Regions from separate parts of the Homo sapiens genome. Here region 2 is linked to region 1. Evidence: read pairs that join two places in POLR2A ChIA-PET (ENCODE). Cell type or tissue: Caco-2. All regions are shown on one strand. Each heading gives the region's core, and the rest is flanking DNA. Links, peaks and the distances in the headings are about the cores only.

The links. Peaks named below come from ENCODE experiments on the same cell type or tissue, not always from the same donor. Only the 100,000 strongest peaks of a DNase experiment are listed, where the experiment ranks them.
Region 2: POLR2A ChIA-PET joins it to region 1 with 5 read pairs; 2 of 35 experiments call an interaction of 5 or more read pairs at or near these places.

Annotation. Positions count from the first base shown.
Region 1 is chr6:39,061,265-39,066,634 of GRCh38, forward strand. GLP1R (glucagon like peptide 1 receptor) reads left to right here. Exons shown (of 13, transcript NM_002062.5): 4 at 4,447-4,565; 5 at 4,933-5,039. Among named protein-coding and RNA genes, the nearest start is that of MIR9983, 10 kb to the right of the region's middle. In Caco-2, for the core only: no CTCF peak of the experiment used is centred there; DNase peaks (open chromatin) are centred at 2,057, 2,457 and 3,057.
Region 2 is chr6:39,289,893-39,295,262 of GRCh38, forward strand. No RefSeq gene overlaps it. Among named protein-coding and RNA genes, the nearest start is that of KCNK17, 22 kb to the right of the region's middle. RefSeq lists an enhancer at 1,574-2,075. In Caco-2, for the core only: no CTCF peak of the experiment used is centred there; no DNase peak of the experiment used is centred there.

The DNA.
Region 1 (5,370 bases), core at 298-5,297:
CTGGGAGGAGAAGGCTGAAGTGGCTTCAGAGAGCCTGTTGGCCGCCCGAGGGCCCTTCAGCAGCCTCGTTTACCCACAAACAGCTGATCTGCTTGTTACAAATCATTCCAGCCTCATTAGCTACACCTCCTCCTGATCCCTACCTGTTTGTTAGCTTAGTTCTAATTATATGAGAGTCATAAAATGCTTTAAAAATAACCTATAACTCACAGTTCTTGGAAACTCTGGCGGGTGCCTCCCCTGAGTAATGTGGAGCCTGGGGGTTTTTACGACAGCCTGGGGTTGCCAAGGGGAAACTGAGGCCCAAGCTTGTCCCCAGAGGAGTTCTGGCTGAAGTGGTGTCACAAGCTCCATCTCCAGCCTCAGTGAAGGAGTGCCCCTTCAAGAAACCGGCATGGGGGAGGATGTTTCAAAGGTCTACTATGTACCGGGCACTTCACATGCTTTATCTTCTGGGAAGTCATTATGCTTCCCATTTTACAGATAAGGAAACTGAGGCCTGAGGATGTGAAGGGACATGCTCAACATCCCACAGCTGGTTGAAGGCAGAACCAGGATTTGAACTTGAGTCTGTGTTGTTCAGAACCTGAGCTCCTTCTCCTAAGCCCTGATGCTCTACAGTACCCTTCACCCTGGCCTTGAGCTGATGCCTTCATTTCGAGCCTGGCCTTTGACCCTCACCTCACTCCCTTGGGGAGGCCCTGTGCCTGGCCTCTCTGAGTCTCAGCTTCTGCATCTGTAAAATGGGGGCCCAGTAGTCCTTGCTGGCCACCTCGTTGCCAGGGTGCAGGAGCTAATGGATTCATGAGCAGCTCTCCACAGCCCTGAGTGCCAGCATCCACGTGGAAGGGCGGCTGTTAGCTTGATTACAGGCGCCGCAGCAGCTTCCGGGAGGGGAAGTGTTTAATTGGGGGTTTTATTTCCAGCAGCAGGGTCTGGCTTAATGAAATATCCCTGGGCCTCCTGGCATGTGGCTGCCCTGCTGCCTCCCTGTGTTGACAAGCCTTGAGCCAAATCCCTGGCTGTGATTTACCAGCTCCTCCCAAGTCAGATAAAGCTGGGTTGATAAGTAGGGCTATGCCCTGACCCACCCCACCTCCAGCCAAGGTGGGCATCTGGGGATCATGGGCCCAGCCAGGAACCAGCCTGGCTTTTAATATTTGATGTTAATGAAGGGTAATTGACAGATGCACTTGCACAGGCTCACTGAGCGAGGGACACAGTGATCCTTTGACTCTGTGCTAGTAATGCACACATCTGTGCACACACCACCTCCCCACCCTCCCAACTGGCTCTGAACAGAGGGAGCAGGAATGGTGCAGCGGCCGGGGGTCCACACTGGCAAGGGGGCCTGCTGGGAGGAGACTGAATGTTGAGAAATCTGAGCCCAGAGGAAGGGCAGAGGAGAATGGCACATGCCACATTCTTTCCTATTAACAGCAAGTTTGGCTGCTAACTTGGGACCTCCGGAGGCAAAGAGCTGGCGGATTTTAGTCTTGACTCTGCTACTTTCTAGTTGATGATCTTAGGCAAGTTGTTTGGCTTCTCAGAGGCTCAGTTTCTTCATATGTACAATGGGACTAACTGTTCCTACCTTGAAAGGTGGTTCTAATGTCCAAAGGTGTCAGGTGTACAGTAGGTGTTCAAAAACTGATTCTGTGAAGGCACAGCCTATGGAAAGAGCAAGTAAGGAGCATGTTGTGAAGGAATCTGCAACAAGGCAGTGCCTACTGTATGCCAGGCCCTGTGCCAGCTGTGGGAAGTGCATCTTACTAGCATCACACGGTTGCAGGCTGAGTCCTGGGTATGCGGGTCTTTAGATGGTTTGTGTGCCTGTGGTTCCATGGCTGTGTCTTCTTTTCTCTGGTCCCTCAACCTTCTTCCTTTCTCCCCATTTCCTCCCATCAAAGCAGGCTGCTAGTGCAGGCTCTGACACCATCTCATTCCGCATGGAGTCAGCTCAGGTCCCCATCACTGCTTTTGGGGGTATCTACAGGAAAACACTGATTTTGCCTCACGTCAGAAGACTTGGCCCCAGTGAAGAATCTCAGGCATCCATGCAGCAGATAAGAGAGGCATTTGTGGGCTTGAGAGGGGCCCTTCGCGTTGCTAAAATCAGACCACGTGCCTCCCCTTCTCTGCCGTTGGGGGTACACCTGATTTTGTTCATAAATGCGTTCGAAGGGTATTGGAACACCATCGTTCCCACTGCTGTCAGTTTCACCATTAGATTTTCAGGTTTTTGTTTTTCTCCCAGGTGAAGTATCTTTTAAAATGCAGGTTCTTCCAGAAGGAGTCATGCTGCAAGCTGACTTGCCCCACTGTGTTACCAGATAATTTCTGTGTCTTGAAGGGGGACCTGGTTCAGGGTTTGTTTGGGAAAGGAGCTGGGAAGGAGGAGAAGAAAGAGCAGGGAGGCTGTCCTGGTGTCTGGGATCAGGGTTAGGGGAGGGCAAGGTCCATTGGCAGGCCTTGCTGACAGTGCTGGAAGAGGCTGTCACCAGACTCTGCAGTAAAGTTGTCCCTGCCACATTTTTTGCTAGGGTGAAAAATAGAACTCCCAGACTAGATGGTTGCCCCTGTCCTGCACCCCTGAGGGTCAGGCCCTGGGGCTGCCACAGTCCCCATCGTGTACACACACACACACACACACAGACACATAACACACACACACACACACACACACACACACACACACCCCACATTAATGAAGCCTCTTCTCAGGAGACTCAGTTCTTTTTTTTTTTTTTTTTTTGAGGCAGAGTCTCACTCTGTCGCCTAGGCTGGAGTAGTTAGTGGCTTGATCTTAACTCACTACAACCTCCTCCTCCCAAGTTCAAGTGATTTTCGTGCCTCAGCTTCCTGAGTAGCTGGGACTACAGGCGCACGCCACCATGCCTGGCTAATTTTTTGTATTTTTAGTAGAGATGGGGTTTCACCATGTTGCCCAGGCTGGTCTCGAACTCTTGAGCTCAGGCAATCCACCTGCCTCGGCCTCCCAGAGTGCTAGGATTACAGGCATGAGCCACCACACCCAGCCGAGACCCAGTTCTGACTGCTGTCTCTCCACATGAACACTGAGCAGCCACTGCCCCCAGTGGGCCTCTGGTGCCTTCTCCATTCTCTGGCCTTCACTCCCTCCTTCCTCCCACAGCTGGGAAAACTGGTCTTTAAAATCTTCTAGTCTTTTAGAATGTTGAACTCTTTTAAAGTTTGTCCTGGCTGCAGCTTCTCTCCTTGGTCCCCCTGTTCTTCCTACAGGTCAATATCCCCCCACCCTCTCATTGTGCCCTTTTGTCCCAAGTTCATTGGCCCTGGTGTCAAACTTAAGTTCCCCTACAGAGAGGCCAGGAATGAACCATTTCCTCCTGGACACAAGTAAGCAGTGGCCTCTATCAGCCTCACATCAAACCTGAGGCCACAGGCCAGCCATCTCCCTGGTAGGTGGACATGGGGCATGGTGGGGGACAGCCTCTGCTGGGATGTGAATGGGCACAGGCAATGCCCCGCCTTGCCTCTGCAGGGCCTGTGTTTGATCTCTGTTAGTTTCCATCTATGCTCTTCCTTTCTCAGGTCTTTTTTGTTTTTTCTGTGTGAGTCTTGATTCTCTGAAGACAGGGACGGTGCCACCATCCTCAGACAGGGGAGCTCCCTGAGGACGGGGGCTGGATCCCTTTCCTCTCTCCAAGGGCTATCTCCATTTCCAACCTATAATTAGAGTCTATGTGAAGGTAGGAGCTGGGTATTCCCTTTTTCTATGGGGGATCTCCAAAGGCCAAGGCTGCATACGACCAAGAGGCCGTGTACTCCTTTTAGACCAGGGGGTCCTTGCAGGTAGGTCTGTGTCTCCTCCATCAGATTAGAACTTCTTATGGGCAGGGCTGTGTCTCTCTCTCTCTCAGATCAGTGCTCTGTCTTCCTTCCCTTCTCTTGGGAACTCAGTGCCAACCTTGTTCCCAGGGTCTGCTCTCCCCAAGGAGTGTGGGAGGGAGGTGGGCACTGAGTCCTAAAAATCAGAAATAGCGAGTGACTGCGGGGCAGGCACGGCTGCTGCTGGTCGGTGCCAGACCTTGTCAGTAGTGTGATTTGAGGCTGGAGGCAGGGACATGGAACTGAGCTAAACTCCTGTCATCTCAAAGGCATGAATTCATTAAACTGTGTCCTAGGGTTGCCGAGAGGCAGGGCTGAGGGTGGAGCTGAGGAGCCCCTGCCTTGGTGGCCCCCTGTCTTGTCCCTGGACCAACAGCGTATATGTCAGGGGAGGAAGGTCCAGGTGTGTGTGTGTGTGTTTGTGTGTAAAGAAGGGAAAAGGATGTCACTAACTCAGAGTAGTCCATTCTGGGGGAGCAGGGATAGCCCTCAGAATGGGGAGGAAGGGGAGCATCTAGCACTGGGCAGGCTGCCCTATTCTGGGCTGAGGCTCAGGGCCAGGTCTCCCCACCCCAGTGCCGCAGGGCCACGTGTACCGGTTCTGCACAGCTGAAGGCCTCTGGCTGCAGAAGGACAACTCCAGCCTGCCCTGGAGGGACTTGTCGGAGTGCGAGGAGTCCAAGCGAGGGGAAAGAGTGAGTTGAGGCGGGGTTCTGAGCCAGGGAGCGGGGAGCCATGTCTTGGAGCACTTCACTGGAGCAAAGACCCTTGGCTTTGATGGGGGCATCTGTGGTCATTTCATCCATCTCCTTGCCTCTGGGGGCTTTGCACACCATGCTTTCTGGACAAAGGTGGTGTGTATTCACCTCTCTGGCCTTGGAACAGGGCCCAAGATATCCAAGAACCATCGCCGTAGGTTACGGTTATTCTCTTTCTTGGTCTTGGTATCCCCGGTGAGTCCTGACTTGGGGCCCCAGCTCTGTCTCTGTGCCATGGGAAGGAAGATTGTGGGAAGAGGGCCATGGGCTGCCCATGTACACGTATGTCCCCCGTGTGCCACAGAGCTCCCCGGAGGAGCAGCTCCTGTTCCTCTACATCATCTACACGGTGGGCTACGCACTCTCCTTCTCTGCTCTGGTTATCGCCTCTGCGATCCTCCTCGGCTTCAGGTAAGGTGGCCCGGACCCTGGGAGGGGGCTGCTTCATCCTAACTCCCCCAGATAGAGGAATGAAGCAGCCCAACACCAAATCAAAGCAACAGTGCAGCACATTCGTCCTTCTCTCAAGAGCTCTCTACAGAGCCCTGACCGTAGAATATGAGGTTGAAAACACAGGATGTGATACTGTGTTCTTGGTCTAGTCTCCACGGTGTAAAAGTGTGCGTATGTACTGCAAAAAAGAACAAAAATACCACGCAAGCACCACCAACCTCAAAACCTTAACCGTCGGTGATGGGATTACGGAAAATCCCAGGAGATCTTCTCCAATGAACATGTGTAA
Region 2 (5,370 bases), core at 314-5,313, 230 kb after region 1:
AGGTCTTATATTGAGAATGAGAGACCAACAAGATACAAGGGCCATACGCTCTTATGCTACATTAGAAACAAATACATTTCTCCTTTACTTAGGCTGCTACTATTTTGGGTGTCTCTGGTTTTAGTAGCCAAACCAATATCCCGTCTAATACACAACCCATCAGTCTGTACTTATCATAAGGCGACACTGCCTCAAGGGTGCCTGGGAAATGTGATCTTTATTCTGGGAAGCCATGTGCCTGGCTGATGACTGGGGGGAACATCATTAATTAGGAAGAGCACATACCTGAGCAAAACCCCAGTCCCAGCCACTGAAGGAATAATAGCAATAGTCACTGTGGGTACTTATGGGGAGCTGGGCACTGTGCTGGCCACTTCACCTCCATGTCCTCATTGAATCTGCACAGCTACTCTGAGGACAAGTATTAGAATGTCAATTTTAAAATTTTAAATTTTTAAAAGACTGGCCAGGTGTGGTGGCTCACGCTGTAATCCCAGCACTCTGGGAGGCCGAGGCGGGCAGATCACCTGAGGTTGGGAGTTCAAGACCAGCCTGGCCAACATGGAGAAACCCCGTCTCTACTAAAAATCAAAAATTAGCCAGACGTGGTGGTACATGTCTGCAATCCCAGCTACTTGGGAGGCTGAGGCAGGAGAATCACTTGAACCCAGGAGGTGGAGGTTGCAGTGAGCCGAGATCACGCCATTGCACTCTAGCCTGGGCAACAGAGAGAAACTCTGTCTCAAAAAAAAAAAAAAAAAAAAAAAAAAAAGGAGGGAGACTGAGGCCCAAGAGTTTAAGAGACTGACCAAGGTCACACAGCTCCTAGGAGTGGAACTGGGATTCAGACAAAGTCTCTCTAGGTCTGTTCATCTCCTAAACCAGTGGTTCTCCAAGCATGCTTCCTGGGCCAGCAGGATCAGCATGAAAACTTGTTAGAAAAGCAAATTATCTTAGAAATCAGATGCTTGGGGTGGGGCCAGCGATGTGCAGTTGAATAAGCCCTCCAGGTCATACAGGTGCACACTCAGTTTGAGAGCCACTGCTCCAAGCCAAACCTAAAAATGGTGCACACTTCACCTCCTCTCTCCCCAGACAAACCCAACAAAGAATAATAATCTAACCATGACCAGATCTAGACCTCAGTTCACCTGCCGGCTCTGCCTTGGAACTTAGCTTAACTTAAACAAGCAGGGTCTCCTCTGGATTGGATGAGACCTCCCTCCTCCCTACTAGGGGTAGGCAGAGAGATCATGGCCCCAGGCCCCAGATGGAGTTCTGGGGTGAAAACAGGAGGTTCACACAGTCTTGGAATCAAGCCCTTTGAGCATCTGATATTTCCGTTGGATGCATGAATTTTGGGTGTCACTCATATTCTCTCTCTCTCTCCTTCTCCCTCCCTCCATTCTCCCAGTCTCAGGACACTACTGCCCAAGGCATAGTTGGTTTCAAGGTAGTGGGAGTTTGTGACATAGGCTTGGGTGGGATGGGGGTCATTTCTTCTTCCTTCCATGGGCAGGAGGTGATGAGATGATGACTCATGTTTATTGATGTCTGAGGCAGACCATTTTCTGAACTCTTTCCATGCATTAACCCCCTTATCCTAGCAACCATGTGTGGGAGGTACTATTACTATTCCCATGTTAGAGGTGGAGAAACCGAGGCACCGACAGGTTAAGCACCTTTCCACAGTCTGTCACACAGCAGTGAGCGGAGCAGCTGAGCGCCGAACATAATGTGGCTCCATTGTCTGTGCTCTTAGCCGCTGAGCTTTTCAGCCTCTAAATAATAGCTAATGAATTCATGGGTTTTTTTTGTTTTCTTTGTTTTTTTTTTGTTTTTGGCCTTTTTTTTACATTCCAGGTACTGTTGTCATTGCTTTACATATTTAAAAAAGTCGGGGAGTGGTATTCTTACCATCACAAGAAGTTAGGAATTTCCAGCAGAGCCTTGGCATTGGTGGATTGAACATTTGTGGTTTGGGTTACTTTTTAGTGGATCGTGTGTGTGTGTGTGTGTGTGTGTGTGTGTGTGTGCGCGTGCCTGCAAGCATCTATCTCACCAGGAGAAGTGGGGAAGGAGAGGCCAGAGGTTGTTGCTCTCCCTGTGGTGTCATGTTCTAAAATGAGCCCGCACATCACACTTGTGGTTCCTGGGGAAAAAAATAAAACAATCTCCACTACCAGTCAAAACAACAATATTTGTACAGCTCCGGTAATAACCTCTGGAACCCTCCTCCCTTCTGGCTTGCAGACAGTGCCTTGCCCTCAGCTCACTCTTACTCCCAGGGTCCCTGCAGCCTTCTTCCCACGAAGCTCATGTTCTTGGGCTCACAGTAGTCTCCTGGTGGTTCAGGGCTCACCTGTCCTGGAAAGTGTTCCAGATGGCTTTGGCCTCCACTTTGGGTAGGACTCAGGACTTGAGAACGCAATGCCACCATGTCATTGCTCTCTCTTCCTTTGACCTGTGTGATGCCAGACTCCATGGTTCTCCTTCTACCCCTGTGATATAGAGTCCTGTGTCTCTTCTTCTTCCTCAAGTTCAGTTGTTTCCTTCTCTTTCTTCCTTTCTTTTCCATTTACCTTTCCCTTTCCTTCCCTTCTCTTCCCTGTCTTAGCACTCCTTCTGTCCCGCCTCATTCCAACTCCTCTGCCTAGCTCTTGAGGTTCTTCTACCTGGCCTACTCTCCCTCCTCCCTACCTGCTGATCAGGGACCAGTTCAGGTCCTCATACCTTGATCCAGAATTTCCTGATGCCTCCAGGCTGACTGTATCACCTCTCCTTCTGACCACCTATGGCTCTCCAGCACTGAGTCAGCCCCACTAGCTCAAGCATTTGAATCACTCTCAACTTACTAGGCATTCATTTAAACATTTATTCTGCACCCACCATTACAAGGCCTGCCTTCTCCTCTGCATGAAAAACTCCTACACATCCTTCAAAGCTCACCCAGATGTATTCCCGTCCTGCCTTGGCTCCCCTCTCCCATAGCCAAGTGGGTGTTCCTGTCTGCCCTCATGCCTCTTGTACGTTACAGGAATGGTTGACATATACGCAGCAGACGCTGACAGTGCCCTGCCTGCTCTGCACCCACCATGCTCATGTACGCTGCAGGTTTCCAATCCGCAAATGCTGGGGAGTTAACACCATCCTACTCCAAGTGATGAGGAATGGGATTTGGGGAATATATGCCCCCGGCTCTCTACCCCTTAGAGGGGACAACTGTAAGCCATGCTCTATGCAGGCTTGCAGAGGTCTCCAGCGGGAAGGAGCGCAACTGCCCACAGTGGTCACCTGCTCATTAATGCTGTCTGCATTGTTTCCCTTTTCTTCTCTTGTTTTAATTCCATGCTTCTTGGAATCATTTCCCAAATAAACTATTTGCAGCCAGATCCTGTCCCAGGATCCACTTGTGGGGAATTCAAATGGAGAAGACAAATCGTATAGAACTTGCACTGCGCCAGACACTAGGTTCTCGATTTACATTAACACATTTAATCCACACAACAGCTTTCCATATAAGGCAGATACCGCTATTAGCATTTCTACTTCATATTTGAGGAAATTGAGGCATAGGGAGGCTAAGTAGGAGGCACAAGTGTCCCGCTTTTCCTGGAAATAAGGGGGTTCCTTGGAGATGGTACTTTCTCAGGACAGTGTGAGGATGAGAGGAAAGATGAAATGAGTTGGTCACCCAAGGTGAAGTGATTTGCCAAAGTCACACAGGAGTGAGTGGCGGGCCTGGGACTGAACCCGGGCCCACCAGCACAACATGGACTGCACTGCTTGGTGGGGCCTTTTACATGAATCTGCTTCCCTACTAGATGGCAGGGATCACATTTTATCCACTTCTGTGTCTCTAAGTTTTGCACTGAGGAATTAGACATTGGGGGTACAGGGAAAAGATGAGTTAAACACAGCCCCTGCACCTAGGGAGCACCTAGTCACATGGGGGAGGCATTGTTTCTGATGCCGTGAAGCCCCCAGTCTGATGGAGGAGTTCCTTGTGGGGAACATGATCTGTCCCTTCCTGCCTGACTTCTCTGCAGGGCTGACAACACAGCTTGGGGGAGCTTCTGTTCCTTCCCTTCTGCCACTGTCCCCACAGGCAAGGGCGACGGGGTCTTCCTGGCCTCCTGCCTGGGTCTCTACCCTCTTGCCATCACTCAGAGCAAGTCACTCCCTAGTCAGGGTGGCTGAATTGATTCTTCCATGACTTTAATTCAGTACTTTGAGCCCCACTCCCCCAGCAGGCTGCAGGGAAACAGTAAAAGATTGATGAACTGGGTGTTGGGATCAGTCCTGTCCTTGCTGGGCACAGATGGCACTTTCCAAGGGCCCGTTGAAGAGCATGTAATGAAGAAACTATGTGTAGAGTGTGGGCAGGTCCACGTGCATGACACGGTATGACTCCCAGGGATCAGCAACAGTGGGGAGTCATTACTACTCTGGGGCTGAAGGGCAAGGGTGATGCTATTACATCACCCAGCTGATGCCACGACCCTGGGAGTGCAGCCACTCCCAAAGCCAGGGCCTGCAGAGAGAGGGCTGATACAACCCTAACTTCTCTCTCCTCCTACCTTCCATCATGGCCCCTCTCAGGCCTGATCAAACTGGAAGTCAAAGACGGAAGGAGCCTGGTGACACAGCGCATGGAGTTCAGGGGTTCAGAGAAAGTCAGAGAGTGGATGGAGAGAGGGAGCCAAGACAGAGTAACAACTAGAGAGTGGTGCTGAGGACTCACGCCCACCCCTCTGCTCTGGCCCCGAGCCCCCAAGCCAAGAGCCTGACCCTTAGAGGCCTCAGCCAGTGGGCTGGTTGGGAGCTGCCCTCTCCAAAACAGAGCTTTGAAAAATATATTCCTTCCATCCCCACATCATTTTCTGCCCCTCCCAAGCCCATTGGAGGCTAAAAGACAGGCAAGTCCAGGGGGACTTCTTGGAGGAAAAGGTACAGTTGGGCTTCATGAGCTTCCTGATGAAAGAGGGTGGAGAAGGAGAAGGTTGAGACCAAGAGGAAGAAAAAAAGGAGGGGCACAAGTATTTTTGAGCCCTATTAAGTATAAGGTAGGACATGGATGCTTTCTCATCTGTTACCAACTCCCCCACCTCCCTTCCTCCACACTTATCAAAACAATCCCGAGGTTGTTCTCAGGATTTTCATTTTATGGATGGAGAGACTGAGGCTCAGAGAGGTTATGTGACTTCTCAGATGTCACACAGCAAGGGATAGAGTCAGAATATAGACATACAACTGCCTGAGTCCAGGAAATAATACATGAGGGCCTATAAAGTTGTGGAAAGGTTGGAGTGTGAGCAAAAGCTGAACAGGGTCCCAAACCCATGGGGAAGCAGGGGGCAGAGGGTTTTG